Regions from separate parts of the Homo sapiens genome. Here regions 1, 2, 3 and 5 are each linked to region 4. Evidence: chromatin loops called from intact Hi-C (ENCODE). Cell type or tissue: heart right ventricle. All regions are shown on one strand. Each heading gives the region's core, and the rest is flanking DNA. Links, peaks and the distances in the headings are about the cores only. Region 1 holds the start of PHC2 (polyhomeotic homolog 2). Region 2 overlaps AZIN2 (antizyme inhibitor 2). Region 3 overlaps TRIM62 (tripartite motif containing 62). Region 4 overlaps PHC2 (polyhomeotic homolog 2). Region 5 has its middle 17 kb from the start of ZSCAN20.

The links. A loop is a pair of places that touch in the nucleus more often than their neighbours do. Peaks named below come from ENCODE experiments on the same cell type or tissue, not always from the same donor. Only the 100,000 strongest peaks of a DNase experiment are listed, where the experiment ranks them.
Region 1: a loop joins it to region 4, with 10 times the contacts of the local background. A loop is called at or near these places in 18 of 110 quality-filtered maps.
Region 2: it touches region 4 in a loop (12-fold over the local background); 19 of 110 quality-filtered maps call a loop at or near these places.
Region 3: it touches region 4 in a loop (5-fold over the local background); 25 of 110 quality-filtered maps call a loop at or near these places.
Region 5: it touches region 4 in a loop (3-fold over the local background); 64 of 110 quality-filtered maps call a loop at or near these places.

Annotation. Positions count from the first base shown.
Region 1 is chr1:33,427,082-33,433,098 of GRCh38, forward strand. It overlaps PHC2 (polyhomeotic homolog 2), which reads right to left and starts at 4,014. Exons shown (of 15, transcript NM_001385109.1): 1 at 3,895-4,014. RefSeq lists a silencer at 3,698-4,217. In heart right ventricle, for the core only: CTCF peaks have their summits at 3,372 and 4,016 (motif pointing left); DNase peaks (open chromatin) are centred at 3,222, 3,375 and 4,060; H3K4me3 peaks cover 3,200 bases; H3K27ac peaks cover 3,043 bases.
Region 2 is chr1:33,092,225-33,098,241 of GRCh38, forward strand. AZIN2 (antizyme inhibitor 2) reads left to right here. Exons shown (of 12, transcript NM_052998.4): 7 at 1,058-1,192; 8 at 2,324-2,489; 9 at 4,483-4,645; 10 at 5,843-5,955. Among named protein-coding and RNA genes, the nearest start is that of AZIN2, 14 kb to the left of the region's middle. RefSeq lists an enhancer at 74-731. In heart right ventricle, for the core only: a CTCF peak has its summit at 2,961 (motif pointing right); a DNase peak (open chromatin) is centred at 2,944; H3K27ac peaks cover 1,087 bases.
Region 3 is chr1:33,140,008-33,146,024 of GRCh38, forward strand. It overlaps TRIM62 (tripartite motif containing 62), which reads right to left. Exons shown (of 5, transcript NM_018207.3): 5 at 5,392-6,017. It also overlaps a transcript of AZIN2 not described here and a transcript of ZNF362 not described here. Among named protein-coding and RNA genes, the nearest start is that of TRIM62, 39 kb to the right of the region's middle. RefSeq lists enhancers at 1-518, 1,119-1,718. In heart right ventricle, for the core only: no CTCF peak of the experiment used is centred there; no DNase peak of the experiment used is centred there; H3K27ac peaks cover 1,167 bases.
Region 4 is chr1:33,365,887-33,370,886 of GRCh38, forward strand. PHC2 (polyhomeotic homolog 2) reads right to left here. Exons shown (of 15, transcript NM_001385109.1): 5 at 4,535-4,699; 6 at 2,650-2,736; 7 at 1,230-1,542. Among named protein-coding and RNA genes, the nearest start is that of PHC2-AS1, 18 kb to the left of the region's middle. RefSeq lists an enhancer at 849-1,752. In heart right ventricle, for the core only: CTCF peaks have their summits at 2,068 (motif pointing left) and 2,269; a DNase peak (open chromatin) is centred at 2,055; H3K27ac peaks cover 3,458 bases.
Region 5 is chr1:33,452,976-33,458,992 of GRCh38, forward strand. No RefSeq gene overlaps it. Among named protein-coding and RNA genes, the nearest start is that of ZSCAN20, 17 kb to the right of the region's middle. RefSeq lists an enhancer at 1,893-2,392. In heart right ventricle, for the core only: a CTCF peak has its summit at 3,042 (motif pointing left); DNase peaks (open chromatin) are centred at 3,036 and 3,356; H3K27ac peaks cover 1,822 bases.

The DNA.
Region 1 (6,017 bases), core at 562-5,561, 62 kb after region 4:
GGATCCAAATCCCATCTGTGCCACTCATTAGCTATGTGACCTCTGGCAATTTACTTAGTCTTTCCGTGCTGCCAAGAGGTTGTGTGGTTATAATCTGGTGCTGGGAAGATTAAATGGGATAATGAACAGAATGTATACAAAGAGCTTAGCACGATGCCTAGCACATAGTGAGCACTCAATAAACGACAGCTACACTATTACTGTTCAGTGAAACATTCAGGTAGTTATCAAAGCAGTAAGTTTAAGAAATGAACTGCTGACTTGCTATTAAGGATATGAAATAAAAAGAATAATATTTTAGGTCAACGAAAATAATGAAGCAGACAGGGAAAATTAATCTTCCGCTTGACTGTGCTGCCTTCACTAATCACTTTTCTATTTCTTTTCTTCCTTTCATTGCCAAACATACAAAAGGTGATCCGCATGCTGTCTCCACTTCTTATCGGCATCTCATGCCACAGTTCTCTCTCATGTGGCTTTTCATATCCCCATGGCCACCCCCGCCACTCTACTGAAGCTATCATTTTCAAAAAGTTACCAATGACCTTCTGTTTACTAAGTATAATGAATGTTTCCCACTCTTTCTGTACAATTTCAAACTGCTGACGAATTTCTGCAGCTCAAAACTTTTTCTTCTCTTGACTTCTGTGATACTACACTCTCATGGTTAATAGCGTGTCTAACTGGCCTTGGCATCTGTCAGGTACACAACAAATGGTGGTGAATAGAATGCATTTGTTGGATAAATACATTAGATGGTTCTCTTGCTTCTTTTCTTATTTTCTACCATACGGACTCCATGCCTTCTCCCTCCCTCCCTAAATGTGGGATGTATCTTCAAGCTTCAGTCCTTCATCCTCTATTCTATTTCTATGCTGTTACCAGCAGTGAACTCAGCTAATCATATGGCTTCAATTATCACCATTTTTTTTCTTTTCTCAACTCCTATAATACCACGCATTAAGCATCTCAAAAAGGTACTAAATGACTGCTATACATTTGTGATTTCATTTAGTCCTCACAACTATATTGGGTAGGTGGCATTATTACAGATGAAGAAACTGAAGTCAAAGTCATGTAGCAAGTACCTGGTAGAACTGGGATCCAAATCTTTGTTTAGCTGAGAATAACCCCCATACTACACCACCACTCTCATTTTCCTGTCTCCTCCACATCACAAATACAGGATAGTATTTGCACACAAGCAGGTGTTCAGTAAATACACTGACTGAGAAGATTGCTTAAATACCGCCCATGATTTTCCAGCACTTACAGTATCATCAATCTTAGCAGACCGTATTAAGCATGTCACCCCAGTGACACCTTCTTTACACGACTTGATCTGTAATATAATTCAAAACAGGAAATTTGCCAAAAACTCACCATAATCCATTCTAAAAATAAATGTGGTCTAAGCAAAGCAAAAAGGCCTTTATCTGATTCAAATATTAGAAGAGTTTTGGGGATGAGGTCCACTTTGCTACTCTGGGCCCAACCTTGCTCAGCTTCTAAATGATCAGGAAGTAAAAATAGGCTGGCTAGTTGATGGCTAATGAGGTTAAATGGACTATTTATAGTTCTAGAGATAGATGCTAAGACAGCAGAATGGGATTTTCTCTGCTCTGTTAGCTAAGACCTCATTAAAAGAAGCCCAATGCATGAGACATGGGTGGAAACTGGGATGAAGAGAAGAGGATAATAGTAAGGAGGGAGGGTGAACAGAAAGGAGGAGGCATTGGAAAGCCTATGGAGGGCCTGGCCCAGTCTGGCAGATCCACCGCTGTTCTGCACAGCTGGCACCATGCAACAGTGGGCTCAGCTGCATGTGCACGATTCATGGTCTCAATCCTGGACTACTTGCCCTGACCCATCTCACACTCCAATCCTCTCTTAATCCAGATCCTTCCAGCTTCTGATCTTACTACTTATTTCCCCAGGTCTCACAAATTTGACATTCAGCATTGCTTCCCTAGTTATGGTCATGTATTCTCTTTTTGTATGATTTAGATTTGCCCCTCTCAGATGCTGCCTCTAGTGCCAAACATTATGCCCAGTTTCAGGCCCTCTCCCTTGGAGCAACTGAAAACTACTCCTATTCAACCTCCACATGATGGACCCTTACTTGGGAAGATATGGGTGACAAAGACCAGGAATGAGGCTCAGAAAAACTGATGAGGGGAAAATATGGGGGAGAAAACAATAAGAAAAATATCACTGGACAACTGTGCTGGGAATAAGAAATTCTAGGCTACTTTTAGAAAGTTACATTACAGAGGAAGGAAAAAAAGCCATAGTTACAATAGAAAGCCATTCCCTAGAGATAACATATTCTTTATGTGGCTGCATTCGCTGTTCCCCCGCTTTGGCTGCCTTTTCAGTCCTTTCCAATTTTCTCTGCAAGGTAAACTCCTATTTATCCTTCAACACCTTGCTTAAATGTGTTCTCTGGAAAGCCTTCCCTGGTCCTCTCAGACAGCTAATTGTTCCCTCCTCTGTGCTTCCAAAGCCCTTTGCATTCACATCTATTATGCTGTTAATCACTTTTACTAGCAATTTCATTTGTTTCTCCTACCACTTCTTTCAGGACAAGGACTAATTATCTTATTCATCTTTGCATCCCCAAGACATAGCAGAGTGCCTGGCATATGCCAAGTATTTGTTGTTGGGTGATAAAAGACATCAAGAGCAACGTGGAAGTGGAATTTGCACTTCACTTGCAAAATCAAATTGGTTTCTGGTACTTTTCAATTGTAACCGCATTTTCTCTTGATTTAGAAGGAACGACTTTAGACTCACAAAAGAAACTCTATTGATATCACGGGCGCATTAGCCGATTTTTCATCCCCACTGGTGATAGAAATATTTTTTACCCCACACTTCCAAGAAACTCCCAGGGCAAGCTTAGTATCAGTGGCGCATCTCTCCTCCTACCATTTCTATTGTCGCAAAAGCTAAATTACACTGTGAGCCTAAAGCTGCCACCAGTCTTAGTGAATTGGGGGAGGGGGATAATTACAAGAAGACACTTCTGTAGCAGACCTGGGGAGGGGGGAAGATGAATTTAAACCTCGCCTTATAAGAAATTTGTTAGACACTCACGTAGAACAGCCGCTTCCTCCGTGTATGACAGACCCGATCCAGGTGTCCAGCAGCGACCTTTTCCCATGGGTGTCAGGTCATCACTCAGCACAGAAAACAAGGGACCAGCGCCTTTCTAGGGCATCCCTCCTTCTCCAACCTTGGGGCCCGCTTTTCCTTTAGACGACTGTTCTCTCCTCCCAGTTCCAGCAACCCCCGGTTCCCTCTGCTGGTGCCCCCCACGCCACGCTTGACTCTGGGCCGAAAGTGCCAGCGGCTGCGCTGTCACGCCGCGGCTGGGGAGCGGGCGCCCCGGTCAGGCCCGACGCCCGGGTCTCACCGCACTCTGCGGGACAAGCGGAGCAGGCGCAGGCCGCGCAAGACCACGGGCTGCCGCGGCGCGGGCCTCTCCGCAGGAGGGGGGTCGGTCCCCGGAGAAAGCGAGTCACTGACGGGACCTTGGCCCGTTCCCGTTCCGGTTCCCGTTCCCGGCAAGCCTCGGCCCCAGGCTCTCCGCAGCCCTCCTCGCTGCGCGTTCCCGGCCCGGGGGCGCCGCGCTCTGCCGGTCGCCGGCCGGGACTGCGGGCTCCCAGCGCGGGCCCCACGCCGCGGACCAGGGGTCAGGCCGCCTGCCGCCCGCCTGTCCGTGCCCATGGCAATGCCCCGCCCCGCGCGGCCCGTCCCGGCCGAGCGCTCCGGCCCGACCGTGACAGCTGGGTGCCCAAAGGGTTAAGCCGGCAGCGCGGCGGCCGGTGTCCCCCGCGCGCTGCCCGTCAGCCGCGAGCTGGCCCCAGCGCGCACGCGCCCGCCCGTTACCTGCGGTCGCCTCCGCGCTCCTCCTCCACCTGGCCGCTCTCTCCCGGGGGCCGCCCCTCAGCCCGCCCCCTCGGCTCGGCGCCGCGCACCCTGCTGGCTGCTCGGACGCTGCCCGCGGAGGAGGGGCGAGGGCGCTATTACCATATATTAGCATACCAGCGCGCGTCACGTGGCCGCTCCAGCCAATGGTCACCCTAGAAGGGCGGGGATTGGGCGGAACACGCCTTAGTGCTGCTCCCAGCCTGAACCGGTGGCCATGGCAACGGGCGGGTGGGCGGGGGAGTGGGGAGGTGCCGGAGCCCGGTGCCCCCGGGAGCATCTCCTCTACCTGAGCGCCACATGGCGACCACGCGCAGTTTTCCCACCTTGCGGATGGAGAGATTTGTCTCAGCCAGAGAGATCCAGATTCAGCCAACATTTATTGAGCACTTACCACGTGCCTTAACACTTTGCTGCAGAAAGTGATGTCTGTCCTATTAACCCCACTAGATAGTAGGGAAAGTGGAGGCTCAGAGAGGTTAGATCATTCGCTCAAGATCATACAACAACATTAAATGGCAAAAGTGGAGATCTAAGATCATTTTTGACTTCAGACCCGGGACAATCGCCAGTTTTTTCAAATCCAGCAGGGGTCTCCTAGCACCTCCTCACAATTTCAGGTGTGCTGTGCAGTTGAGAAAATCCTTGTACATAATTTGTACAGCGTTTTACTGTTTCCTTACAGTGACCTTTGAGATTAATAGGCAGAATAGTTATGCCTGTATTACAAAGGAGAGAAAATGAGGCTCAGAGAGGCCATGTGACATAATTTAGGTCAAACAGCTATTAAGAGCTAATGCTGAGTTACACTGATTTATACTGAAGCTCATTACTTTAGAAACTTTTAAATTCAGTCTTCTCAACATGGTGGAATTACTGTGACCATTCTATGGATTAAGAAACCGAGACTTTGGGAAGTTAAGCAAATTGCCCAACGTTATACAGCTAGTAAGTAGCAGATTTAGGGTTCAAATCCAGGTTTATCTGGCCCCCAAAGCTAGTCTCATTGTATCAGATTTATTTAATTTAGGATTGGACTTAGAATCCCTTCTCTAATAGAATTTTGTCTCCTCTCAAGATATGATGGTGTTACGTCTTAATCCCACAGCAAATATACCTTGTGACAAGTGACATGTGTTAAGGTCACAGAGGCTATATATTAAGAGAATAGAGTCACCAGGTAGGTAAGGGGCACTGTAGAATTCTCTGTCTTTCCTTTGTTTTTTGTTTTTTTTTGTTTGTCTGTTTTTTGTTTTTTGTTTTTTTTGAGTCCGATCTCGCTCTTGTCACCCAGACTGGAGTGCAATGGTGCGATCTTGGCTCACTGCAACCTCTGCCTGCTGGATTCAAGCTATTCTCCTGACTCAGCCTCCTGAGTAGCTGGGATTACAGGCATCTGCCACCACACCCGGCTAATTTTTGTACTTTTAGTAGAGACAGGGTTTCGCCTTGTTGGCCAGGCTGGTCTCGAACTCCTGACCTCAGGTGATCTGCCCGCCTTGGCCTCCCAAAGTGCTGGGATTACAGGCATAAGCCACCGCGTCCGGCTTATGCCTGTCTTTCCATTTTTACCTTAGGGATTTGATAGTTTAGCTAAAGGCACAGTAGTTTAAAAACACAAACATCTGTGTACAGACTTGTTTAGCTCAGTGATTCTCTAATTTTATTTATTTATTTATTTTTTAGAGACAGAATTATGCTCTGTCATCCAGGCTGGAGTGCAGTGGTGTGATCATAGCTCACTATAACATTGAACTCCTGGGTTCAAGTGATCCTCCTGCCTCAGCCTCCCGAGGAGTAGCTGTGACTACAGGCATGCACCCCAACACCCGGGTAATTGTTATGTTGCCCAGGTTTGTCTCGAACTTCTGGCCTCAAGCAATCTTCCTACTTGGGCTTCCCAAAACTCTGGGATTCACAGGTGTAAGCTACCACATCTGGCCATGGTTCTCTAACTTTAATATATTTATGGATTACTGGACAGGGCTCTGTGCCTCAAACTAAATGTGCTAAACTTTATAGACATTTAAAGGGATCATCAAAGGTAATTTTGAATATACGTACATTTCACCTTCCTAGACTGC
Region 2 (6,017 bases), core at 473-5,472, 270 kb before region 4:
AAGCTGAGAACCACTCATGGGGAGGCTGGGCTGTGGGGAGCCTGGGCTGTGGGGAGCCTGGGCTGTGGGGAGGCTGGGCTGTGGGGAGGCTGGGCTGAGGGAAGGCTGGGCTTCAGAGTGAAGGGGGGGGTGGGGTGAGGGGGTGGAGCTGGGGCAGGTCACCCTGTCCTGGACCCAGCCACAGTTGCAGGAGGTTGGGGCAGGTACTCCTGGACTGAACCCAGGATGCTAGGGTCTAGCTAGAACAAAGGCAGAAATAACTGGTTAAAGCCCTAGGCAGAGTGAGACCCATGTGTTATGGAGGCCAAAGTCACAGGCTTGAGAGAGTCGAGGGAGTGGTCAGGAAGGCTCCACGGAGGAAGTGGCATTTGAAGCAGGCCTTGAGGAATGAATAGAATTTGGAGGGGGCATAAATAGTGAACTGCGTAAGCAAATGCATTGAGGTTGGAAACAGCATGGGACATTCAAGCGTAAGCAGAAACTTAGTGTGGCTGACGCATGCTATGTGTAGGGGGTGAAGGAGATCCTGGTCGGGGGCGGGGAGCCGATGCAAATGGACTTTCGAAGGGGTCAGGGCTGGACGTTTTGCTCTGGCTGTGCCTTTTACATGATTACTGGACACCCTTGGACTTCCCAGGAGGGGCCTTGGGGTGAAGGGGGTGGCCAGGTGATGGGCCACTCCAGTCCATCCAAAGCAGCTTCCATCGTATTAATGGGTTCTCCTTAAGGCTTTGTTTAAAAATGGTTCCTCTCATACACGACAAGTTTGAAAGCTCTAACTGGTGTGGAGACTGATTTGGAGGGACTGGAGCTGCCCCAGGAGAGTTGGTGAGGTCTGGACCAGGGCGCAGGGGCTGCAGGAATGGGTCAGGGACATTTAGAGAATGGATTGGACAGGACTTGAAGGTTGATTGGCTGTGTAGGGAGAGGGAGGGGTCAGGGAGCCTGTGGGGTTGGGTGGCTCTGAGCCATGTAGCTCACAGCCCTTGATTGAGAGATGTGGCTGGGGTGGGGCGACAGGGTTTGTCCAGCAGAGGGGCACTGCGTGTCTCATCAGGATGGTTCTGTGCATTGCTACCGATGACTCCCACTCCCTGAGCTGCCTGAGCCTAAAGTTTGGAGTGTCACTGAAATCCTGCAGACACCTGCTTGAAAATGCGAAGAAGCACCATGTGGAGGTGGTGGGTGTGAGGTGAGCACTGGGAACCCCTGCCATCCCCTCCCACACCAGGCTCCCTGCCTCTTTCCCAGGAATTAATTCTATATGAGACCTTCCCCAGGGCCTCTGAGTAGGGCCTGTCCCTGGGCCTGGAATTCTTCCATTTGAGAATTTCCTCTGTTTGAAAAGGAAGTTTAGAAGGGTCCCTTCCCCAGTCCCAGGGTCCCCAGAAGGTCTTGTCCCAGGAAGTTCCATCCAGAGACCTGGCTTTGAGGGAGTCTTACCAGCCTGTAGGACAAAGGTTTTGCAGCTACACTCTTGAGGGGCCTCTTTTCTTTTCTTTCTTTCTTTTTTTTTTTTTTTTTGAGATAGGGTCTCACTCTGTCACCTAGGCTGGAGTGCAGTGGCATGATCATGGTTTTCTGCAGCCTTGAGCTCCCAGGCTCAAGCAATTCTCTCTCCCGCCTCAGCCTCCCAAGTAGCTGTGACCACAGGCGTGCATTACCACACCTGACTAATTTTTATTTGTTGTAGAGATGGGGTCTCACTTTATTGCTCAAGCTGGTCTCAAAGTCTTGGGCTCAAGCAATCCTTTTGCCTTGGCCTCCCAAAGTGCTGGGATTACAGGTGTGAGCCACTGCACCCAGCTGTGTGCCTCTTTTCTTACAGGGATATGGAAGGAGTAATAATGAACTACCTAATGAACAATGAACTACCTAATATAGGGCTTCATTTATTCTGTACTTAGGTGTGCCAGGTGCTGTGCTAAGTGCTTCATGCACATTCTCTCAGCCTTGTGTGGTGTGGGTCTTGTCCCCGCATTATAGGTGGGGAAACTAAAACAAAGCTGAGTAAGCTGCCAAGGCCACCCTGCTGACTGGGAGGCACAGCCAGATCTGGTTGACTTGGGGGTCCTGGCTCTCATCCCAGAAGGAGGGATGGGAGGAGCACCAAGTGCCAGGAGCCCTTGGATCAAGCCTCCTGTCCACTTCTCCCTTGCCATATGGCCCTTGGCAACCCATTGAACATTTCAGGACCTTGGTCACTGCATCTGTAAAATGGGCACAGTGTCTCATGTGCCTGCCCAATGTCATTCTTGGCTGGGGCTCAGGTGGTGGCACTTGGAGCCCTGCATGTCAGCCGAGGCTCTTCCTCTCTTCCCAGTTTTCACATTGGCAGTGGCTGTCCTGACCCTCAGGCCTATGCTCAGTCCATCGCAGACGCCCGGCTCGTGTTTGAAATGGGCACCGAGCTGGGTCACAAGATGCACGTTCTGGACCTTGGTGGTGGCTTCCCTGGCACAGAAGGGGCCAAAGTGAGATTTGAAGAGGTAACCCTGGAGCTGGGAGTGTCATGCTGGGCTCTATGGCGGGGAGGATAGGGAGGGATTAGATGATCGGAGGGAGACCACCGTGCGTGGGTCCTATGCACTGCATGCAGTGCTTGGTGCTTACCTGGGTGATCTCACTGCTTATTAACCCTGTGCTACAGCTGAGCAAGCCAAGGCTCACAGAGGTTACATTGCTTCCTGAGCCCAAAGCAGAACCTGGTTCTGCCTGCCATGCACTTCAGCCAATTGGAGGCATAACCAGGACACATTTACATAAGTCGTAAGGCTCTTTAAGGGGCGGGATAGGCCTCTTCACCCTAAGGTGGGCTGATGAGATATCGGGTGGGGAGGCAGGGAAACGAAAACCAACCTTTGGTCTGCTGCCTGTCCATTCTCTTCCTCTATTCCCTTTTCCTTACCCACTGTGAGGTGAAGTTAAGAAAAATGTGTCCTAGCAGTTCCCACTCCAACCACTAGAGGTCGCCTCTTCTTGGAAGGCGCCTCCTTCGGGAATACCGACATGTAGGAATTGACCTTACAGAAATGATTTGGGATAGTCTCAAAGAATTTGCCTCAAAGATGACTGTTCTAGCTTTGTTCCTAACAGAAGTCCAGTGGACTTCCCTGGTCCATCTAATACTCAGGATTTGTTAAATTATGGTACATCCTTTTGATGAAAACACTTCCTTAATGTGGGGAGGTCGTTCACAGTCTATTAAGTAAAACAGGTTCCAAAAACATATACAGAGACCTACCATGGTTATAATAAAAAATAGCGTTTGTATAAAAAATAATTAAAGACACTACTCCAAAAAGTTAACAATAATTAGATTCATCTAGTTGATAGACTTTGGAGTGACTTTTATCTTCTTTTTCCTTTTCTGTATTTTCTGAATTTTCTGTAATCAAGTATATTACAGTTGACCTTTGAACAACGCAGAGCTTAGGAGCACCGACCCCCTACACACTACAAAATCTGCATATAACTTTTGATTCCCCTAAAACTTAGCTACTATAGCCTACTGTTGACAAGAAGCCTTGCTGATAACATAAACAGCCGATTAACAGATATTTTATGTGTGATATGTATTATATACTGTATTCTTACAATAAAGTAAGCTAGAGGAAATAATTTTTTTTTTGAGACAGAGTCTCACTCTATCACCCAGGCGTGAGTGCAGTGGCACAATCTTGGCTCACTGCAACCTCCGTCTCCTGGGTTCAAGAGATTCTCGTGTCTCAGCCTCCCAAGTAGCTAGGATTACAGGTGCAAGCCACCATGCTCAGCTATTTTTTGTATTTTTAGTAGAGACGGGGTTTCACCATGTTGGCCAGGCTGGTCTCGAATTCCTGACCTCAAGTGATCTGCCCACTTCAGCCTCCCAAAGTTCTGGGATTACAGGCATGAGCCACCATGCCTGGCCAGAAATAAAATATTATTAAGAAAATTATAAGGAAGGGAAAATGTATTTACTATTCATTAAGTGGAAGTGGATCATCATAAAGGTCTTTGTCCTCATTGTCTTCAAGTTGAGAAAGCTGTGGAGGAGGAGCAGGAAGAGGAGGGCTTGGTCTTGCTGTCTCAGGGTGGCAGAGGCAGAAGAAAATCCATGCATAAGTGGACCCACACGGTTCAAACCTGTGTTGTTTAAGGGTCAACTGTATTTAACAAACTGGTTATTTATGAAAGAAAGATCCACATCAGGGCTTCTGGAATCTGAGTACCAAGTGTGATATGAAGAGGACTCCTTCCCATTGTGGGGCCATGGAGGAGGGTGATTTACACAAGCACGAGGCTCTCTACCCAGCTCTGTCCCCCTCCTACCTTCTTGGCCAGCTGTCCACAGTTATCAGCTGGGGCCTTAGCAGCTGCCAAATCCTTCTTCCGGAAATCAAAGCAGCTTTCAAGAAATAGACTTGGAGCTGTAGCAAGTCTTCAGCATAAAGCCCACATTTCAAACACATAATTGTCTCCCCATTCTCCTCCTACCAGATTGCTTCCGTGATCAACTCAGCCTTGGACCTGTACTTCCCAGAGGGCTGTGGCGTGGACATCTTTGCTGAGCTGGGGCGCTACTACGTGACCTCGGCCTTCACTGTGGCAGTCAGCATCATTGCCAAGAAGGAGGTTCTGCTAGACCAGCCTGGCAGGGAGGGTAGGTGCCAGGTGGGCAGTGGAGCCCTGTTCTCCCCTGAAGCTTCAGATAGTGGTTGGCTGAGCAGGATCTGGTTTTAGACCCAGTGGCAGAGGATGGGGGAATCTGGAGAATGAATGGGTTCTTGCTTTAGGGAAACTTTCAGTCAAGTCGCCCCACCCCAAGACATTTATTTAGCATCTTTTTTCCTAGGCATGTTCATATTTTGTGAAGATTGAGAGCAAAACAACCTTAGAGAGAATAGATACTCTGTTGACCCCATTTTACAGATGAGGAAACCGAGAACCAAAGAGAATACAAGTGAACTGCTTAATAGCTAGTAAGAGCCTGCATTTGACCCCATGTCTGTCTCCTCTCCAAAATACAGGCTCCTACTCACCCTACTGCTTCTCATAATATAATGAAAATAATTAATGACAGCTTACATTTGTTTGAGTCCACTTTACAGATGACAACATAGGCAGGGGGAGGCTGAGTCATTAGCCCAAGGTCACATGGCTGATAAGGGGCAGTGTGGGGATTCAAGTTCAGGTTAGGCTGACTCAGCGCTTCTGGGCCCACATCACCAACATCAGTGCTCTTCCCTCCCCTTCCAGATAGGTCAGGGATAGCAGCCTGTGAGTGACAGGTGTCAGGGACTCTGATCTTGAGGCTTGCCCTCTGCTCTGGGACCCTCATGCAGGGGAGCCTCAGGACTGTGCGCTTTTCCCCAGAGAGAATTCATGTGAAGGGTGGTGGGCTCCAGGTAGAATGTCCTGTGTTCGTGTGTGGCATTCTTCTGGCTTCCTTTATAGACCTGGGGGATTGTCCCGTCTGATCCAATCAAGAGACCTGGCTTCTCATTCTGGCTCATCCACTGCCCTATCATGTGCCTCTGAGCAAGTGGCTTAACCTTTTGGGGTCTTGAGTTTGGGTGGGCTGCTCTTCTGCCTTTGCTGGGGCACCTAGGGGCTCAGATGCAAGCAGGGGAGTGCATCCTGGGCAGGTTGCTTGGCTGCAGGGGTGAGTGTTCCTAACACGGCAGTGAACCCATGTCATTGGAAGGATGGCTGCTGATGGCTTTTGTTGTAGGCCTCGCCTCATGGTTGAGGAATGGGTAGCCATTTTGCTTCCTTACTGAGCCCACTGTTGTGTCAGCCCCACTACCACCCCCTCACATTGCTACTTGTGCTGCCTCTGAACCCTCCCCTCCTGCAGAGGAAAATGGTTCCACCTCCAAGACCATCGTGTACCACCTTGATGAGGGCGTGTATGGGATCTTCAACTCAGTCCTGTTTGACAACATCTGCCCTACCCCCATCCTGCAGAAGGTGAGCTTACCCCACGTGGGCCTGTTTTCAGTTGTGTGTGTGTATTTCAATAACATTTGTTG
Region 3 (6,017 bases), core at 502-5,501, 230 kb before region 4:
CAGTTAACCTGAGGAACACCGGAGGGTAAATTTTGATGGAGGAATGAAAGAAGTGGGGAAGGACTTTCCAGGAGTGTGGCAGAGGGGGGTCCCTAAGAGGAAAGAGGGGAGAGAGGGGTACCAATGGACAAACTCCAGGAAGCTGCCTCAGGCTAGAACCTTTGCCTGTCCCTCTTGTTCAGCCGATGAGGAACAGGGATGCTTACGGTGGCGATGAAGGAGCTGTCCAGGGTCATTGGTGAGTCAGAGACGGAGCTGGGGTTTACCCAGGTCTCGACTCACAGCCCCACCCTGGTGAGAGGCACAAACCTCCAGCCTGTCTGCTTTTTTTGGTGACCTTTCAGGTCCCATATCTGCTTCTCCCTTCTCCCAGTGGCAAGAACAGTGCTGCTGGGCCCCAGGACCTCGCTTCTGATTGGCAGATCTGGCAGCTTGGTCAGGGAGGGCCTTTGACCTGCGGTATGTGGTAAGCAGAGGAAGCAGGCACAGGGGCTCAGCCTGCAGGGAGTGAGGGGGCAAGAGCCTCTTTTCTGGGGAAAAAGACTTCAAAACATTCAAACCACCTGATATCCCAGGGCTTTCTCTAGTGCCATGAAATCAGGGAACCCCCTTGGGCCATCAGTCCCAATGCTTTCACTTACCTGGGACTCCCTGCAGCTCCAGCAGCTGCCTGGGCTGGGCTTTGTCCTTGCTGTGGCTGGTGCTAGCTCTGAACTCTGTTGCCAGCAAAGGAGGACCAGGTGTGGGCAGGTATGAAGTGGCTCTGCCCTGGAGGTCCAGGCCAGCTCTCTCTTCTCCTTGGAGAGGACAACAGAGGAAGGCACCCAGCTCCTGGTGCCTGGGGTTGTTGGAACCCTCCTCTCTCCCCTTCTCCTTCTGCTCAGGCTCCAGGTTCCCAGGGGGTAGGAGGAGACACCAGAATCCACAAGAGGGAGACTGAAGTTTGCATGAAAAGAGCCGATGGCTGGGAGTCAGGAGACTTGGATCTGGCCCTGACTGTGCCCTGCAGGCTGCTGTCTTTGCATCTGTGTCTCAGTTTTCTTCTATGTAAATGGCAGGGCTGAGATCAGGGGTCTCTCATCAGCCATGTTGGGGCCCGTGATGCTGACTGGCATGCACACCCCAGGGAGGACTTCCTGATTTGATCACCCTTTTGCCCCCTCCTTCTCCTCTCGGAGGAGCTGCAGCCCCCAACTCTGATAGGCCCTCTTGTACCCCCGCAGACCTTCTTAGATGTGGGACCCTTCTCCTCTGAGCACCTCCCTCCTAAGCTCTGGCCCTGTCCCTTCCAGCCTGGCCTGTGTTCCTTTTCTTTGCCTGGGCTGGGGCCCTCTCAGTTAGTCAATCTCCCTCCCCTATGTGCTGACTGGGAACCAGGACACTTGAGTACTCATCTCAGCTCCACCATATGCTGTGTGATGTGGAGCTAGAAACTAACCCTCTCTGGGCTTCAGGTTAGACTGGAGGATCACTCAGACCCTTCCAGCATTCAGATTCGATCACATCTAGTCTCACAGTTTTGGGAAGCTCACCAGGACCTGAAGCTTTGTGCCTCTGATGCCAGCTTCCTGAAAGCCCTTCCCCAGCCCTTATCATGACATCAGGGTAGGAAGTCCCTGGGTCTCTGGTCCACAGTGTCAACCCTTCCCCCTCTTCATCTAATTTCAAGGGAGGGGGGAGCATTTTGTAATAGAAATATGATAGAACTGTTGAAATTTTTAAAGCAGATAGAAAACTGTTCTGATAGGTTGATAGGTGCAGCAAACCACCATAGCACACATTTACCTATGTAACAAACCTGCACGTCCTGCACATGTATCCTGGAACTTAAAAAAAAATAGAAAACTGTACTATTTTGTATTTAGGTTTAAAAATATATTCTTTTCATCAAGATAGAAAATAAAACAAAGAAAAATGAACACATTTCAAAATAAAAGTACTTCCCCCCTCCCCTCTCCTACTTTTTTTTGGAGGCTGTGCCTCCCTTTTGTGGTTCAGGATTATAGGAAGATTGTGTAGAATCTTTGGTGTCCCAGAGTAAGGGGAAATAACCGTGTCCTGATGGGCAGTGATAATTCAACACCTTTGTTAGTACTCCACCTTCCTCTCCCACCTCCCACCTCCCTCCTAGCCCTCTGTATTTAAGCCTGTGATACCGGGCCTTTGCAACTGACCTTGTGGTGATGTGCTTTGGGGTGGTGAACAGAGCTGGGACCCAGGCAGGAGGGGAGGAGACAGAGTGCTGCCCAGGTGTGAGCAGTCAGCCTCTCGAGATGGCCTCCCTGGCAGGAGGGAAGGCCCCATCCCCAGAACCCTTGAGCTGAGTTCTGTGCTGCCAAGAGAATGTATCTCTGTTGTTTTCTGTCCCTGCTGCCACCCCAGAGAGAAGGAGCCAGAGCTAATGGCCTTATTAGGTGCTGAGCAGGGCAAGCCGTGGGACCTAACGTTAGACTTACAGAATCCTGGACCATCAGAGCTCAGGCCCTGGCAATTAATCAACTAGAATAGATACCTAACCCTTCCCCAATAGAGATGGGGAAACTGAGGACCAGGGAAGGAGAGAGACTTGCTCAGGGTCACATGGGGCCTTTCTAACTCCACCTCTGACCCTGGGAGAAGCTTGGCTCACAATTGAGACTTGACTTACAATTGCACAATTCCGCAGTGGCGTGGAGCCTGGTTTAACCTCCCACTTTAAATCCCAGGGAGATCACAGTCCTGGTGGCTGCTGCCTGTCACTGGAGCCATCATCAAAGTTGAGAAGCATTTCCAGAGAGGTCCAGTAAAGAGACATCTGGCTTTAGCTTTGGATGGACCGGGTTTGATTTCCAGCTCTGCCGAGTACTGGCTGTGGGTCCTCTGGGAAGTGACGTTTCCCTGCTCAAACACTGAGATAATGATACCAACCACAGGGGCGTGTCTCGATGGTTAGATAAGGTGTAAAAAGGACCAGTACTTTGCTTGCTGACTACAAATGGGGGCTCCAAATGGGGTTACTGCCATTCTATCATTTTTATCTGTCCTGGGTAAGGGCTTTGTTGATCCCTCCTTCCTTCCCAAGCCTGGCCTTTGTCCCCTCTCTTCACTTAATGTGTTAAATGTGGGGTTCATGATATCAGCCTGACAACCCCAGATTCTTTCCTTCAGGAATTCTCTGGACGTGTATCAAATATATCTCTTGGAGACACCCCCATTTCCAGGAGTCCCCAGTTGATAATGCAAATTTGGCCTCTATAGTTACTTCCACACACGTGGAAACTGTGAGTAAAGCCTGGGAAGTGGCCAGCATTTCTTGGAGCTGCTGCTGAGGCTGAGTGGGGAGAAGGTGGAATGCGCCATGGAGGGGGTGCTCCGACCCCAGAGGGAGAAGGCTGAGCAAAGACAGATCCACTGAGCCAAAATGAGAGGGCGTGGTTTTAGAGCAGTCACAGGGATCTGAGAGGATGGGGGAGGGCTTGGGATACTCTAGTCTCAGAATCACCCCAGTCACTTCCCTGTGAACTGGGCTGCTCTCCATCAGACAATCAGAGACCTCTCCACCCACCCCTGCCAACAGCCCCTCTCCCATCCTCGTTCTCATTCCTCTTCCTAGAAACCCAGGCGAGTCAATGACTGGGGTGGTTCCCTCTCCCCAGCTCCAGGCTGTAGATGAAGATCCACCTGTGGCCTGCAGCCTAACCTCCCTCATTCTGTGGGTGAGGAGGCCAAGAATGGCTTAGGGTGAAAATGACTTAACAGAAAGCCAACACCAGTCCTGGGCTCCCAGGGGTGCTGTACTCCCTTGCACACTGCAGAGAGCACCCAGTGGCCTGGGAGACACAGTAGCAAATGGAAGAAGCTACTTCCCTCATTTCTGTTTGCCAGCATAATTTCACAAGCCTCTGACTCTGTGACCATGTGCGGCTCTGTGGAGGGATACTTTGGAGACAAGACAGAATAGTGGGCATGGCCCCCATGTCTCTTGCCTGAGTCACTACGTTCCTTAAAAGATAAATAAACCTAGTCCTTGCCTTTTCCTGTACAGAAGATAGTGTCTGATGGCATTCATGATTATGCCTCTGTAATCTATAGCCCAGACACACTCTTACATGCAAACGTTGATATATGATTCCGCTTTAATGTTACTTCTTTTTTTTTTTTTTTTTTTTGAGACGGAGTTTCGCTCTTTGCCCAGGCTGGAGTGCAATGGCGCGATCTCCAGCTCACCGCAACCTCCGCCTCCCGGGTTCAAGAGATTCTCCTGCCTCAGCCTCCCGAGCAGCTGGGATTACAGGCATGTGCCACCACACCCGGCTAATTTTGTATTTTTTAGTAGAGACGGGGTTTCTCCACGTTGGTCAGGGCGGTTTTGAACTCCCAACCTCAGGTGATCCGCCTGCCTTGGCCTCCCAAAGTGTTGGGATTACAGGCATGAGCCACTGCGCCCGGTGGCTTTAATGTTACTTCTGAGCAAGTGTGATGTGATTTTGCGTGTACTAAACCTCCACCACCTGTATATAAGCAGTGGGCTAAAATACTGTCCTGGGCCCGACTGATAGAACCTCTCTAAAGGGCCGCTGCTGGGCTCTAGGCCTGTCTATAGTACTCAGTAAGACTTCTAAGTAAAGTGAACTTTAATTCTTTAAAAGCTTGATATTTCTTCTTTAGTCGACAGTCTTTTCCACTTAAGTGTGCACAGCCTGTGTGTCCACATGCAGAGCCTGTCCTAACTCCCAGCCAGGATGCTTCCTCATCAGTCAGAGGTGGGATGGACCTCAGGATGGTCCTGGTCTAGGTGGTTCCATACCCGTCACAGCCCATAAGGAGAAAGACAGACTTCTTGGGTCAGAGCCAGCCCAGAGGTTCAGGAAACCCATACAGCTCCAGGCACTGACTCTGGGAGGCAGCTGGGGGGATAGGGTAGGGCCTCCTTAAGTGCACTGCACTTTACAGCTTACCAATAAATTATGTGAAATTGGTATCCTCATCTTCCATGTGGGAAAACTGAGTCCCAGAGAGGGTGGTCATTTTTCTAAAGTCACACAGTGATGGAGCCTGGATTTGAGCTGAGGTCTGTGTGGTTCCCGAGACCAGGCTCTTGCCACTGCCCCATGAGCTGCCTGCTGCCTGCTCCCAAGACTACCACCACCTCTCCTCCAGGTAAAGACTGACAGCCTTCCCTGGCTGGTAAGTTTTTGGACAGGTTTGTGGTGTGGCACTTGCCAGCATGGGATATGGGACCCCAGGTAAGTCTTGGCTTCTCTCTGAACCTCAATTTTCCTCCTCTGTAAAATGAGCATAATACCATTTACCCAGCCGGGCTGCTTTGTGGATTAGCTATGCTCATGTGTGTGCACTGCCTGGGACAGAGCTGGGTGGGCCTGTGTGTTTGTCAAAATGAATGGAACTGGCTACTGACATCTGTAACTTTAATTTAATACAAATTGATCATAACTCATAAAATGGGCAACATTTTAAATAAAAATACTGCTGGGGTGGCCCAGATTCTGGTAGTTGAAGGGTTGGGGTAGGGCTGACAATTCCTTTTGCCCAAGGGAGGCCCGGGTGGCGGGGGCAGCCATTTTAAGAACCCCCTGTGTTTAGCTCTTCCGGCTACTTTGGGATGGTGTGTTGTGTCAGAGACCCCAAGTGCAGAATCTAGGCCCCAGGACTAGAAAGAAAAGTCAAGGCCGGGGAGACATTTAGGCTCAGTCTTGCAGCCCACTCCTCCAGTTCCCACCTCTGGGCAGGGATAGAGCCAAGGGGCAGGACAACCCTAGATGTGGACTCCACCCTCTCCCGAGTTCTTCACGATTGGATGCTGTGGCAGAAAAACGCAGGTGGGGCTTGCTCCACCCACCCTAACTTCCTTCTAGGGAAATGACATTTCCCAGACTCCCTTGCAGCCAAGGTTCTGGATCTGACTTAAGTTCCCCCAAACAGAATCTCTTGTAAAAATTTAGATTTGGGAACTGAGTGAAGTGGGAGAGGGGCAGGCCTCAGGACATCTATTGGCTGGCACGGACCGTGGCAGAGGG
Region 4 (5,000 bases), core at 1-5,000:
ACATGCTCGTGCCGCAAGGCTCATGTGCCATGTCCTCTGAAGGACGGCATCTCTGACCCATTCTGCCTGACAGGCAGCTGACCATCTGTGCCCACACTGTACCTGGTACTTAGTCCTAAAATAGAATTTATGAAGTGGAATGGATTTGCTTCTATATCTGGTTCCCTTCTTTTGACTGCACACTCTAGGGAAAAATAAAAATCCTATCTTATTTTGACAAAGATGTATTGAGATATATTCTTGATGTATTTTCTCAAGAAAAAACCCCACAGATTAGATTGGATGGTAAAATGGTTTGAGAGAGGACTGAGGTTAGTGGTTGTCTCAGGGATGCGATCAGCGTGACCCTCTCTTTAATGCAAAGCCATGTGCTTCGCCACTCTATTTATTTCTATGGTAAAACAGGGTGGTCTTGTTACCTAGATCGATAGGCCTGGCTTCTTGGGCTCTTGGCAGATTTTCCCATTAAAGATTGCCTACAATGGGCAGCACAGGGAGAGTTTTAGTAGGCAGGGAAAGGGGTCTAGCAGGGCATGTGGATTCATCGGACCTGCCTCACAAGCAAGCTCCTAGATTTATTCTCAAGTGTTACCCTCACTAGCAAGCCTTTCCTAGCTCCTCTCCTCAAGCCACATAGCTCTTCTGTTCTGACAGTGTTCAGAGCTTAGATCTATTATGGCATATGCACTGCACTCTCTGTCTCCCCAGCTACACTGTGGAGGGCAGGACCTGAGTCTCATTTATCTCTGCACACCTAGAATTGGCAACATGATTGGCAAATACTAATCAACAAATGCTTGCTGAATGATGAGAAAAATAAACTTCCTACATTCCCATCTCTCTGTCTGGTTCTTACATGCTTCTGGCTAGCCCCTGGCCTTTTTGCTGAGTCTTGGAGAATTTCAAAATAGTTCAACTGCCTGCCTCCAGCCACTCCAGGTTGTGCCCACAGCTCCACCGCTGTGGCTGCGTACCCTGATTCATCGCTGTGCCTACAGTGCAGAAGGACTCCTTTATTCCAACTAACATGGCTGCCCTGCGTAAAGTTAGACCAGAAGCATGGCACAGAGCCAGGAGCTGATGGACATTTTGAGATAGGGAGGGAGGAGAGAGAGATCCATGGCTGGTATCTTTGCAAATCCATGGGAAAAAGGAAAGTGTGAAAGTCTCCTCCTGACTCACGGCCCTGAGTTTTCTGGGAAAGGATTCCTGCTTCCTGAAGACCTTACCTGGTGCAATGAGGGGGTGGGCAGCCACAGCAGGAACCGTCCGGCTGAGCCCAGCCCGGCCTTCCATGCTCCCTGGCACACTGCTGTTGCCATCTCCTTTCTTGTGTGGCTCCATCACACTGTCAGCTATGCCAGGCTTGGCACCTGCAGGGGAAGCCTGAGCAGTATTTCTGCTCTGTGCTGGGGTAGGCAGAGGCTGGCTACCGCCCGGCGTGGGTTTCAGGGCCAAGCTGGGCAGGACAGGCTGAGTGGGGGTGGGGCCCGAGGCTGCTGCCGCTGGTGTCTGCTGTGTTCGGAGGGTCAAGTTCTGTACCTGGAAAAGAGGGGTCTGTGGGAGTCCAGAGAATGTGGCAGGAGCAATGCCAGTATACAACTAAGAGGGAGAGAGGGATGGATCCAGGAATGGCTGAATAGAACAGGAGGTTGTCAAATCAGAGAGAGAGAATGTGTTAGGGGCTAGAAGAGGAACCAGAAGCACGTGGAGTTGCTAAAGAGGGCCAGAGGGTTCGCTGTGACTGCATCCAGCAGCAGAAGAGGCTGAGTTCTGAGAAGGACCTGCTGCCCAGCTGGGCGGGCAGGGGTGGGGAGGCCAGGCTCTGTCCCTTCTGTTGCCCTCCCTCCTCCCCAACACTTTCAGGATTGGATGCACACCACCCAGAAATAATTCCCAGTGAGGGGGAGCATGGGGCTTCCCACACTGGAAAAGGCCAGGGCAAAAGTGGAAGTTAACTGACCAGGAAGGCCACCGGGCAAATATCTTGTCTCAGAATAAGGTTGCCACCGGCTCTTCCAAGACGGCCGGCATGCTTACTCAGCCCGGTCCCTGGCGCCCTCTGCTGGACACAGGGAGGCTGTGCCAGACTCTGAAAATCCGGCTACCAGCCCTGTCCCATCACCCTCCCCATTCCGTAGATGAGGATGGGGAGATGCGAGTGCTAGGGGTTCCTTCCCCGGCTGCCCACAGAATCTTCCCAGCCACGGTAGTATCTGTGCGCTCCTAGCAGAGCAGGACACGTCTCTGCTCCCTCTTACATGTCATTTTTCTCGAGTCCTAGCAGCACTACCGTGTGTAACCGGAGCGGGACTTTCCACTTATGAAGCAGCAGCAGCCAGACCAGCTATGCTGGGGCAGGTGTAAAGTATGGAGGGTAGCACAGCCCACCCCTCCCTGGCAAATCATGCTGGCCTCAGCAGGCTGCCCTCTGGCTCCTGACCTGTGTTTGAGGGAACGAAACAGAGCCAGGAGGGACTGAGGCCTTCTGGAACAGGGTAGACGCGCAGGCCTGGGGGCATTGGGGTGTCCTGTCTCCCGCCTGCTTTCCTAGCTGATCCCGGCCTCTCCTTGTGCCCCTCCCCAGTATCAGTGCCCCTCTACAGGGGTGCCCACCCCCCTGCCCTCCCACAAGCATGGAGTCCTCACCTGGGCGGGGGTGGGGGGCCGGGCGGGGGAGCCAGTGCCGAGCTCAGGCTGCACAGTAGCGACGGTGGCCGTGGGCGTGAAGATGAGCTGAGGGGACAAAGGAACAGTGCCGCCTAGGCTCCTAGCTACCTGCACCAGGTTACCTGGCTGGGCCTGGAATCACAGGAAACGAGGCGCCTTTTACCTGCTCGATGTGGACTCAGCCACAGGACACAACTGTTTAGCCCAGGAGCGGCTATGAGGAAGGGCAGGACAGTAGAAGCAGAAAGGAAGGGGGAGTCCAAGGGGAGCGCCTGCCTTTCTCTAGAGGCTCGTTGCATCCTGACCCAGGCTGGGTGCAGGGGTGGGTGGGGAGAGCCGCTCTGGGGCTACACCAAAGCCGAGTTCCCTTCAGAACCCTCTGTGAGGGGCTCATCCTAGAGGAGACCGATATCCCCAGGATACGCTGAAGCCACCACCTCCTTAGCGTCCTGGGAAGCGAGATGGATGCCCTAGGACCACCTTCCAGGTCTAACCCACTGCTGAACCCAGGGCTGAGCCAAGATGAGACTGCCCTCCAGGGGATCAAGTTCGATGTATCCTTTTGGTCATTTTCTAGTCAAAGTTAGATTCAGAGGGGCCTAGAGACAACAACAGCAGAGGAAGCGGACCGCCTGGAGCCGTCCTCATGTCTGAATCCCATCCTGCAGGGTGCAGGATCCATGGTGTTCTCTGCATGACACCTCGACCTCCGTGGGAGTCTAGCTCTGCATCAGTGTGGATGTGCTGGTGCCTTGACAGGGTGCTTTCCCTAGAACTCTGCGATAGCGCAGCTGTGCTTTTTCCTCTGTGGGTGTATGCCCTGCTCTGGGGAGGGAGGCAGACAGGCAGGCATCACGACCCCAGTGGAGTAGGACATAGGGACAAGCAACCTGCAGACACAGTCAGCTTTGGGCAGCAGCATCACAGTGTGGCTGTCCAGTTCCCGAGGAGATGGAAGTCTATTTCATGCCTTGTGTCTAAGAGGCTGTTCCCTGGGGATAGAGATGCGCCTCAAATGATGAACTCAGAGCCAAGAACAAATGTGCGGGAGCAAGACCAGACAAGCTCCGAGGGTCACGTCCTGGCCATAAGAGCAAAGGGAGGGGTGGGACTGTGTTACTTTCGGGATAGTGTGTCAAGAGCCCGAAGGAGCAGACTTCAGAATGGGAGGTATGAGACACGACCCACAGTGACTGAGCCCTAGCTGGGGCTGCATGCTACTGCCACCCAGGGAGTATGCTGCCATTTTCCCAGGGCATTCTCCTAAATCTTAGGGACCTGGTAGGCTCCTAAGGACCTTTGCACCCCTCAGGGATAGGTGCAAAGGAAAGAGTTGGTGCTATCCTGAGTATATCCTGCCCAAACAAGCTCACCTGACCCTGATTAGAATGGGGGCCGCTGGGAGGGCAATGGAGGCACGCTGAAGCTGGAAAGCATCTTTGGCCCTTGAGTTAGAGGTGGCCAGTCCTTGTAAGGATGGTGGGAAGGGGAAGACTCCATTTCTGTCAAGTATATGGATGTCTGGGTGTCCAGGACCACCTGGGCATGAACCACTCTGCCCATCCTGATTAATTTTGAGGAGTTTCTGATAAGGGGACACTTCTGTTTCACTCTAGGAGGAGAAGGAAAGGTGGCATCGCAGGAACTTTCTCTGTTTCAGTCTGGAGCCCCACCCTTCATGACTCTTCGAGGCTGTACCAAAGCTCCCACTCAGCCTTCCAGGCCCCCTTCTTTATCCCACCCCTTATCTCCTGCCCCTGCCCCTAGTGCTTCCTCCCCACCCTTCTCCAGCTCCCAGCTCCCAGCTTCTCTGCCTCTGTCCTCCTGGTGCCTCTGAGCCATGGCCCTGGCCATGGGTACTCACCATCTGTGCCCTCAGATACATCTGTGCTTGGCTTGCAGTCAGGGCTGGGGAAGACGTGTTGCCCAAGAGCACAGCCTGCTGAGCGATGCCTGAGGCTGCTGCAGAGTTCACACTCTGGGCCCGGTTGAGGAGCTGGGCTGCTGCTGGGGAGGCTGCCAGGTTGATCTAATGAGAGAGACATGTGCGGTAGGAGATAGGAGGTTCTGTTGGTGAGCTGTGTCCCCCTCATCCATTTCTTTCTCCCCCCTCTTTTGCTCCTTGGTTTATTCAGCCTCCTTCAGGAACGTCTGTGGTCCTTGGCTTTGGAGCAATCCCCCAGCCCTGTCCCATCTCTGACCTTGGTGCAGAGCTGCAGGGGGATCCCATGTTGAGAGAACTGAGCTATCCACAGAGAGCCCTGACACTGGGAGGATGACAGGGAGTTACTAACCTAAAGGTCAGTAAGAGACATGCCCTTTTCTTTTTC
Region 5 (6,017 bases), core at 522-5,521, 88 kb after region 4:
GTGGCTCATGCCTGTAATTCTAGCACTTTGGGAGGCTGAGGCAGGCGGATCACTTGAGGTCAGGAGTTTGAGACCAGCCTGGCCAACGTGGTAAAACCCCGTCTCTACTAAAAATACAAAAATTAGCTGGGTGTGGTGGCAGGCACCTGTAATCCCAGCTATGTGGGAGACTGAGGCAGGAGAAGTGCTTGACCCTGGGAGGCAGAGGTTACAGTGAGCTGAGATTGCGCCACTGTACTCCAGTCTGGGTGACAGAGTGAGACTCTGTCTCAAAAACAAACAAACAAACAAACAAACAACAAAAGAGTATACTTGGATTGTTTGTAACACAATGGATAAATACTTGAGGGGATGGATACCCCGTTTTACAAGATGTGATTACACATTGCATGCCTGTATCAAAACATCTCATGTACCCCATAAATATATACGCCTACTATGTACTCAAAAACATTAAAATAACAAAAAAGAAAAAGAAAAAGAAAAAAAGTAGAGGACAGAATGGGGCCACAAGCCGAGGAATGTGAGGCCTCTAGAAGCTGAAAAAGCCAAGGAACAGGATTCTCCCCTCAAGCCTCCAGAAGAATGCCCTTTTTGGACTTTTGACCTCCAGGGCTGGGAGAGAATACATTTATATTGCCTGTAACCATTACATTTGTGGTAATTTGTTATAGCAGCAATAGGAAACTAATACATGTAGTTATTATTAGGTCTCTCAAACATATTAGGGACTCAGTAAATAGTAGCTGAATGAATGAAGGAGTCTGGAATGAACAACAGAACTCAGCAGAGGATCTGAGGAATGGAGGTGGGTTGTGGCTCTGGGTCCAATATCTGTATGTATCTGTAGATGTGGGGAAAAATAGCCATCTTTCTAGATAATGTACCACCTCAGGACTTGAGCAATTCTGCTGTGGTTCTCCTCTAAGGGGAGGTAGATCAGTTTCTCTATCCTTTTTGGAATAAAAAGGCAAGGCCCAGGATCAGGGTCCCAGGCATTGATTTGCGAGGGGTGTCAGGCAGCAGTTATACAGAACTTGAAGAGGTACCTTAGAGCAAGTGGTGCCATATGAACATCCACCACGTGGAGCACCAGAGTGAAGTCAAAGGCCATCGTGGAAGAGGTGGCGTGAGCAGTGGCCCTGCCTGGCCTAGACAGTGCAGGAATTCCCAAAGACACTGAGGGGCAAAGCAACCTCGTGATGGTTCTGAGCCCTGCAGTTACCTGGTTTGTGCGTGGGGCAATACTGAGCTAGCATGATGTGTGTCCACATGCTATTGTGGCCTCGTTCGAATGAATGAGGTCTATGGCCTCGAGATCAACGCTGTAATACAAAGGGAAGGAGCATGTTACGGATCATATTGTATTCCCCCAAAAAAGATGTGTTGGAGTCCTGACTCCAGCACCTCAAAATGTGACCTTATTTGGAGGTAGTCTTTGCAGAGGCAATTAAAATGAAGTCATTAGGGTGGACCCTAATCCAATATGATCAGTGTCCTTATAAAAAGGGTCAGTTTGAACCCAAAGCTAGGCCACATGGAGGGAAGACCATGTGAAGGGAAGCAGGGAGAAGATGAACATTGACAAGCTAAGGAGAGAGGCCTGGAACAGAGCCTTTCCGCACAGCCCCCAGAAGGAACCGAGCCTTCTGACACCCTGATCTCAGACTTCCAGCCTTCCAAACTGTGAGAGAATACATTTCTGTTATTTAAGCCACCCAGGGAGTGGAACTTTGTTACCGCAGCCCTGGAAAACAAATGCAGAGCCATTCTCCCCTGTTCTGCTTCCTGGCACTACGCACCATCTTGGGGGCTCGGAGAGCTGTGAGGTCTGGCAGGTGAAGGACCAGGCACCCCATGGAGCAGCAGGAAGTGGCAGCTGTGCATGCTCTGCCCAGCAGCAGAGTGGGAGCAGCATACTGCCTGGGCTCCCTGGCAGCATGGCTGCAGGCATCTGCAGAGATCAGCTGTGCCTTGCAGGAGCAGCTGTGTGAAATCAGGCTCAGAAGGGTGGATAAGCTCCACAGAGGAGTGTGGAGAGACCCTGGGGGTCAGCAAGGCAGTGGGGCTACTGTGGGAATGGACTTGCTTTTAGCATAAGTGAGACATGCCCTGGGATAAACTTGGTGGGTGACTCACACCTATAATTGCAGCACTTTGGGAGACCGAGGCGGGCAGATCACTTGAGGTCAGGAGTTTGAGACCGGCCTGACCAACATGGTGAAACCATGTCTCTACCAAACAAAATAAATAAAAAAGAAAAAAAATACAAAAATTAGCCGGGCGTGGTGGCAGGTACCTGTAATCCCAGCTACTTGGGAGGCTGAGACATGAGAATCACTTGAACCCAGGAGGCAGAGGTTGCAGTGAGCCGAGATCGTGCCACTGCACTTGAGCCTGGGTGATAGAGCGAGACTCCATCTCAAAACAAAAACAAAAACAAAAACACACACACACACACACAAAACAAAAAACAAAACTTGGTGGGAACACTTTCCAGGGGGCTGGAGATGATCTGATTACTGAAAATTGCTTTCACAAACTCCCACAGATTGTCCCGACCCCTCCTCCCCTCTCCTCCTCTCCTCCCTCTCCATCAGCCACTGGAGGTACCACCTCTCCTCCGCCTTCTCCCATCTTCTGGGACTTCAGTGCTAAAAGTCACTGTGCCCTGCATATTTCTGGGAAGTGCTCTCCCCTCCCCGCAGATCTCAAGCCTTTAGGGAAGTGGAAAGAAGCTCTTCCTACAAGAAGGTTTTGGATCCTGTTTTAGATGAGACTGGGTGAAGTGAGGCCCAGAGGAGAGGGAAGGAGGTGGCTGGGAATTGACGTCCGGGGGGCCACGGAGGAAAAAGTGGTTTAGACAGAAGGAACAGTATGAGAAAAGACACAGAGGCATAGGTGGGTGCAGCATGTTGAAGAAGTTCAATGCTGTGGTAGAGAGAGAGAGAGAGAGAGAGAGAGAGAGAGCGTGAGGATCTGACATAAGATGGGCAGGAGGAAATAAGGGGCCAGATATGACTGTAGTGCCACCTGGTGCTGGAAGGAGTCAGAGCCTGGCCTGAGATGACATTCTGCTCTGGAAGACTTAACTGGAGTCACTAGTGAGTAGCTCAGGATGCCTACCAACTAATGAGCCATTTCTGTAGCTGGCTTTCCAGTGTACAAAATGCTTTAGCAATTTCCCAGTGTTCCAACTCCCTACTGCTGTATAACACACAACCCAAAAGAGCAGCATCCATTTGCCCTCAGACCTGTAACCTGGGCAGGACTTGGCAGGAACATTTCATGTCTGCTCCATCTGGCATTTGCTGGGACAACTGGAATCACCTGAGGGCTGTCACTCACAAGTCTGGCAGTGGATGCTGGAACCTTAGCTGGTGCTGTGAGATAGAACACCTCCATGTGGCCTCTCCTTGTGGCCTGGACTTTTTCACAACATAGTGGCTGGGTTCCCGGGGCGAGTGTCCTCAGAGTGAGAGCCAGGAGGAAGTTTTTCTAAGTTGGCCTTGGAAGTCTTTTTGTACCACCTCTGCCGCATTCCACTCATTAGCAGCCGGTCACTAAGGCCTGCTTGTATGCAAAGGGAGAGGAATTGGACATCACCGTTTTTTAAGGGGAAAATCAAAAAATTGTGGACATGTTTTAAAATCGCCATGCCCTGTGAAGTAGGCTCTGTTATCTCTGTATTCCAGAGAGGCTGGGTGACTCACCAAGATCACACAGCCACCAAGAGGTGGACGTAGTTCTAACCACAACATACATACATACATGCACATATGAAATGTGCCACATACATGTATACACATACACACATGTGCACACAGGTATCAAGTGCCTCCTATGCCTAGCACTTTGCGTCATTTGACACAGCCACTTGGTATATAATAGTCATTTTGTTTTGTTTTGTTTTATTTATTTATTTTGAGACAGGGTCTCACTCTGTCATCCAGGCTGGAGGGCAATGGTGCAATCACAGCTCACTGCAGGGTCTATCTCCTGGGCTCAAGTGATTCTCCCACCTCAGCCTCCTGAGTAGCTGGGACTACAGGCATGTGCCACCACGCCCAGAAAATTTTTGTATGTTTTTGTAGAGATGGGACTTCACCATGTTACTCAGGCTAGTCTCAAACTCCTGGGCTCAAGCAATTTACCTGCCTTGGCCTCACAAGATGCTGGGATTATAGGCATGAGGCACCACCCCTGGCCTATAACAGTCATTTTAAACTGAGTACTTTAAAAGTTGAACTAATTCTTCTAAATCTGTTCTCCCACAGTCTTGGCATCATCCTTGACTTCTCTTTCCTCACACCCCACGTCCAACTCATCAGCCAATGCTGTCAGTTCCATCTTCAAAATATATCCAGAATTTAACCATGTCTTAACCTCTTAATCCCAAGTCTATCACCAGGGTTCAAGCCCACATTATCTTACACCTGACTTAATGCAACAACTCCTCACTTATCCCTCTGCTTCTGTCCTCATGCAACCACCACTATCCCCAGCAATTCTGCTCTTATCATAGCAGCCCGAATGATTCTTTGATAGTATAAACAGGCTTGTGTCACTCCTCTGATGAAAACCCTCTAATGACCCCATATCTCATACAGAATAAAAGCCAGAGTCCTGACAACAGTCTACGGCGCCACCCTGAGCGGCTATGCCCTGCAGATGTCTCTGATTTCATCCGCTATCCCTCTTCTGGCTCATTCCACTTTAGCCGCCCTGGCCTCCTGGCTTCCACCTCCCACCTTAGGGCCTTTGCACTTGCTGCTTCCTCTGCCAGAGAGATGGGTGGTTCCCTCTCCATTCTTCAAGCTTCTGTTCAAATGTCACCTCACTAGAGAGGTCTTCTTAGACACATTACTTAAAATTCTACCTTGATTCCTACCCTTGTTTCTCCCCATCCACCTTCATTGCTTTATTTTTCTTTCTTTCTTTTTTTTTTTTTTGAGATGGAGTCTCGCTCTATCACCCAGGCTGGAGTGCAGTGGCGCAATCTCGGCTCACTGCAAGCTCCGCCTCCCAGGTTCACGCCATTCTCCTGCCTCAGCCTCCCGAGTAGCTGGGACTACAGACGCCCGCCACCACGCCCAGCTATTTTTTTGTATTATTAGAAGAGACGGGGTTTCACTGTGTTAGCCAGGATGGTCTCGATCTCCTGACCTCATGATCCGCCTGCCTCAGCCTCCCAAAGTGCTGGGATTACAGGCGTGAGCCACCGTGCCCGGCCCATTGCTTTATTTTTCACCATATAACTCATGATTATATAATATATTGTATATTTACTTTAAAAATTGTCTGTTTTCTCCCATTAAAAGTAAGCTCCACAGTCTCAGGAATTTTAGATGTTTTGTTCACTGCTTATTCCCCACCACCTAGCGCAGTGCCTGGCACATTGTTGGGTGAATAAATAAAAACTACAATTGTGCTTCTGTCACCTTCTCCTTATAGTTCTAAAAGCTTTGATGTGTGTGTTTTGTGGCTCTAGTAATAGAGCTTTTATTATTTCCACATGATCCTCTTTAATCACTTAATGATTTGTCTTAAATTCTATTTTGTTTTCATATTATTGTTATTATTACCAAATTATGTCTTTTCATTGTTGGAAAGACTTCAAAGAGTTTTATTTTGTTTTAGGTTCAAAGTCATGCTATCTGCTAAGAAAATAGGGTGGGAGAACAGAGCCTCTCAATGTCCTGGGAGTATTGTTTTGTCTCAGGCAAAAGTTCCTAACGTGGTGACTCATATTTAAAACCATCAGTCTTGTAGCATTAACTCATGGTTAGTAAAAACAGACACACACACACACACACACGCATGCATACACACAGACACATCTACAAACAACAAACCTTCCAGAATACAAAAGCAAAAACCCATCACAGGTGGGCAGAGCTTACCAGGGAAAGAGAACAGCTACTGCAAAAGCCCTTAGGTGGAGGTGGGCGTGGCCCTTCTGATCAGCAGAGAGAAGGCCAAGTGTGTTGGGAAAGAGAGAGAGAGAGATGGGGGGA